Regions from separate parts of the Mus musculus genome. Here region 1 is linked to region 2. The links are chromatin loops, found by intact Hi-C in ENCODE. Cell type or tissue: heart. All regions are shown on one strand.

Region 1 (2,500 bases), 57 kb before region 2:
ATCCTTCCTTCATTAGTGAGGCTGTTCACCATCATCTAAGATAGACTCTTCTGGGCCTCCCCTATGACAGAGGACCTTGGAACAGCCTTCTGTGTCTCACTGCCCCTTCCTTCCCTTGTCAAGCTTGTCATCTCCATTGTCTCCTCTCCAGCCACTCCCAGGCTCACAGCAGACTGTCCCACTGCACTGAGACTCTTCCCACACTACCGGAGCTACCCAGCAGTGAGCTCATGGAACTAAATCTAGCAGGCTGTTAACTTCCTCATTGCTTGGGCTCTGAGCAGTGTTGACTGTTGACAGCCTCTTTCTTGAGGTCGCACTTTCCCTGAGCTTCTTGCTTGTCCCCATAGTTTAGAGCCAGCCTTTTGAAACTTTTTCATTTTCCAAGCGTTGATTGACATCCTCAGGGTCTGAAGCTCTCTATGCCTGCCCATACCTGTGGTTTGGGTTTCCACCTAATGTCTAGAATTGCTATTTTCCCCTCAATTTCTCTTCTAAATGTATTTGAGATATGTGTGTATGTTTTTATATATTATATAATTTTATAATTATTAAGGGGAGGGGGTCCTGTGCTGTAATATTGCTATGTAACCCAGGCTGTGTTGAACCCCAAGTCCTCCTGCTTCCACTTCCTCAGTCCTGGGGAGTATGGGGTATGCTCTGACCCAGCTATATCTTTGCCATCATAACAACCCATCACAAAATTCCTTCAGTTCTTCCCACTAGAACTGAAATCCTAGTTTAGAATTATCTAGAACTCAGAACATATCTTCCTTTCTACTCCTGGACCCCTAATCATTTCTAGCCTGGAACATTGTAACACATGCAAAAATAGGTCTTAATCCCTTTTACCATACTGTGGCTGAAATGCAAGTTCAAGAGCTGATGTACAAATGAACTTGCAAGAACTGACAGCATGCACAAGTTCAAACCAGACAAAATCCCAGTGCAGGGAGCTTTTGTGTTGTTTTGGTTTTGTGCTGCTTTTGGTTTTAAGAGGGAAAAAGAATATAAAGTTGTTGGTTAGGGAGGGGGATCTAGGAGTAGTTGAAAAGAAGAAGAGTATCACCAAATATTTTATATGAAAAAAAAAAACAATTTAAAAATTAAAAACTAAAAAATCTACACCCCAGTTTAGGGCTATAGCTCATTTGTAACATGCAGGGAGTGTCAGATTAGATTCCTAGAACCATAAACTAGGCGCATACCTGTATTCCCAGCACTCAGGAGGTAGAAGCCACAGGATCAGAAATTCAAGGCCATCCTCTTGGGGAATCCAGGTCTAGCCTGGAGTACAATGAGATCCTGTCTAAAAACAAACAACCCAAAAACCCAACCCCATCACACCCAGGCATTACAAATGAATTCCCTGGGGCTGGAGAGATGGCTCAGTGGTTAAGAGCATTGACTACTCTTCCAGAGATCCTGAGTTCAATTCCTAGCAACCACATGGTGGCTCACAGCCATCTGTGATAAGATCTGATGCCCTCTTCTGGTGTGTCTGAAGACAGCTACAGTGTACTCACATACATTAAATAGATAGATAGATAGATAGATAGATAGATAGATAGATAGATAGATCTTTTTTAAAAAGAGGATGAGGAAGAAGAGGAGGAAGAGGCAGAAGGGGTTTCCTGTGGCTTACAGAAGAACCTGTTCCCTCGGCTCGCAGACCTGTCCAGCCACCCCCATAAACCCACTGGCTGTCTATTTCATTGTCCTCTTAGCCATCTTTGAGTCTGCCTATCACACATATAAAATCTATAGCAACTCATGTTGACTTCATCCTCAACCTAGGAGAGATGACCACTCTACAGCCACCACGCAGGTTCAAACCAGAGGCCTCTCAGGATGTGCTGCAGTGGGAGTGGCCCTCCATGTTTTCTTTCCCTTTCCCCTATAACTCTTTCTCAGTGAGATGGCTCAGTGGGTAAGAGCACCCGATTGCTTTTCCAAAGGTCCGGAGTTCAAATCCCAGCAACCACATGGTGGCTCAAAACCATCCGTTAGAAGATCTGACTCCCTCTTCTGGAGTGTCTGAAGACAGCTACAGTGTACTTACATATAATAAATAAATAATAATAAAAAAAAAAACAACAAAAAAAACCTCTTTCTCTTGGAGCATCTGGTTGTTGTTTTTAACTTGTTGACTTTGAAGAGAGATTTACTGACCATTAGACATGGGGAGAAGAATTATCAAACATTCATTATCAACATTATCAAAAAGCTGATTTCATTCATTTTCACAGGAATTAGAATAAGGCACAAGTATGTGCTGGGTTTTGTAAGAGAGCTCCATTCTCTGAATGAAGGAGTCAAGTAATGGACTCACTCACACCCTAGAGTTTGGGAACAACACTGTTCACAGGACACCACAGGGACAGAGAAGAAAAGCCATCACCTCATGCCTCTGGGATAAGATAACTCTCAGTTCCCAACATGGAGAATTTGACATGTTTATGGGACATTTAGGTAAAAATGTCCAGCACATGATCACAAA
Region 2 (2,500 bases):
ATCGACCCTGAAGACCTTGACCTTTTTCAGTTTATTTCTCTATCATGGACTCTTATCCTGTGTTCACACCTACATGGTACATGTCTGAGGTAGTCATTTTACATTTGTGTCTTGGGTTCTGTGGTGCATGTCTGACCCTACCACTAGCTATAAGCCCCATAAGAGCAGAAGTGTGGCTTTATCCAGTTGCTGTCAGATCCCAAGTCTAGTGCCTGGCCTGTGTGTAGTAGATACTCAGTGAATACTCAAGGTTGAATAAATGTGTTGGCTCATCATCCTGCTACTAAGTATGTGCTGTGCCCTTCAGTAGTTCAGCGGACCCCAAAGGACCCCTAGAGTGCTCAGTCTGCTATGGAGCAGTGATTAACTGGGGACCAATTGTAACTCAGGGGATCCTGCCCAAGGCCGCAGCACCCCTCTCTGTGGTGGCAGAGTGATCTGGTTTTCTTTTAGAGCAACAGGCAGCTGAGTCCTGTGGTTTAGATCATGTCAGGTTTTATTAGAAACTTGATGGTAGCTCAGCGTTAGCATATCTTTCAAAACCTTCATTTCACAGTTTCTGTCATTGGCCTCTGGAGTCTCACGCTTCCTTTAGCTCCTTTCCAAGGCTGGTTTTAAATTTTGAGAGCATTCTCAGGCCAGGGCTTTAATTTCCCTGCCGGGCTCCTTCTGAGGCTGGGTTCTGTGAGATTGTTGTTCCCCTGGCTTCCCTGGCAAATGGCAGAGGGTTCTCCTCTCCCAGATTTCAGCATAAACAGTTTACTATTCCCAGGTCTCGAGTGCTGTGCAGACTCGGCACGGGACCTCCAGCTGTCATTCCTGGACCTCTTTCCATGCTCTTGGAGGATGTTACTTACACACCACGTAAATGACATCAAGATGGGCTATGTCTATTCCTGCAGACCATTTTATAGTCCCCTGAATGTCTGATGCCTGACTGAAATTTCAGTATATTAATTTGTCCTGATGTCCTAACGTGAAAGTTGATGGGTGATGGAGCTGACTTGACCCATCCCAGGACCTCCCCATGGCCCATGGACAATCTCTGTATTCCCATCCCAGGAGGTCAGCTTTGAGGAGGGGCTCGGGCAAGATGCTCTCCACCACCGTCCCTAACCTGCGCAGGGCCTACTCCCTTAAACTGGCTCCCGTTGCCCAGGCCAGGATGCTTGATGGCCGACCACCCCATCACATCCTGGGGAACTGATTACCTTGGCTGCTTATTTTGTCCTCTGCCTGTGAGCTCTGTCGTCCCCAGATCCATCTTTCCATCACTGCTCGGTTGAGACTATCTAAAGGCTCCATGTTCGGCTCTGCCTTTTTATAGTTTGCTTATTTTCGTCAGACTTTGGCAGAAATCCTCCTAAACAGAGCCCAGGGGAAGGTGGCCACTGACACACATTTCAGCCTGTGCTTTGGGCCTAAGATTGTTTCTATTTTTATTTTGTTTGGAGTTTTTGTTAGCATCCAGGGCAAAGATTAAGCACTTGCACTTATCTGGTAATGGTGAGAGGCCCTTAGATCCCTCGCCTGTGGGCAGGAGACCCCTGCTTAACCCTGTTAACCCCACTCTCTCTCCTGGGAGATAAGATCTAGCTGTTAAATTTGGCTTCCACAGAGGCCCCGACTTCCACTTGATCAAAGAGTGGGAGGGGAGAAAGATAAATCCCACCCTTGGCTACGTTTTGAAAAGAGAATAGCCGTCTAATGTATGGAGGTTGTTTTGTTTTGTTTTAAACTAACTTTATGTCATAATTTCTTAGCTGCCAAAAAGATGTAATCCTACCTCAGCCTCGCCTTGGCGACCTGCTTTTGGCGCCGGGCACAGCCCTGTCACTACTCTGCATTATTTTAGCAGTAATCTTTTAGAAGGTGAGAAACGATTATTGCTTTTTAGCACAGTTGACATGATATTGGCGCAGAGCAGGGCCTACAGCTTCAAACCTGATGGCCGGACCCCAACCTAAACACCGCCAGATAGAGCGAGAGGCTGCGGCTGCTGCAGGGGCGGGGGGGGGGGGGGTTGAGAAGAGTGAATGTTATCTAAAAGTTTCCCTTTCCCCTCCCCCACCCCTAGCCCCCAGCCCCCTTTCTTTCTAAGCATCCCTGTTCCTGAGTTGTAGCTGTAGATTTTGGCTGGAATCCTGAGAATCAGGATTTAGGGTTTTGACCAGCTGTGATCTGATAATGTTCCTCAGAGGAAACATTGCAGAAGGGAAAACGTATCTGAGCTGTAGTTTCCCCCATGAAGCAACGGGGAGAGCCCCTGCTGTAGACAGATAAAACATTCCTCCTCCATGGATCTGAAAGAGAATGGGAGGAGTCATTTGAAAATACAGCCAGCCCAGCTTCACGAACTCTCTTGATGTAGTAACTTTTCATGGGTTTTCTTTGTTCCATTTTTCTCTCGCCCTCCATATTTTATATGGCTTCGTGGCTAAATTAACTTCTGAATTGTAATTGGTGTGAGAACCCCTCACAGCATACAGGGCTCTAGGAA

The links. A loop is a pair of places that touch in the nucleus more often than their neighbours do. Peaks named below come from ENCODE experiments on the same cell type or tissue, not always from the same donor. Only the 100,000 strongest peaks of a DNase experiment are listed, where the experiment ranks them.
Region 1: a loop joins it to region 2, with 1.8 times the contacts of the local background. A loop is called at or near these places in 2 of 42 quality-filtered maps.

The regions. Positions count from the first base shown.
Region 1 is chr7:98,951,541-98,954,040 of GRCm38, reverse strand. The region is part of intron 12 of Uvrag (UV radiation resistance associated gene); the gene reads left to right. Among named protein-coding and RNA genes, the nearest start is that of Gm33827, 76 kb to the right of the region's middle. In heart, no CTCF peak of the experiment used is centred here; no DNase peak of the experiment used is centred here.
Region 2 is chr7:98,894,725-98,897,224 of GRCm38, reverse strand. All of the region lies in intron 14 of Uvrag (UV radiation resistance associated gene), which reads left to right. It also overlaps Gm8149. Among named protein-coding and RNA genes, the nearest start is that of Gm33827, 19 kb to the right of the region's middle. In heart, no CTCF peak of the experiment used is centred here; a DNase peak (open chromatin) is centred at 1,284; H3K4me3 peaks cover 1,257 bases; H3K27ac peaks cover 2,286 bases.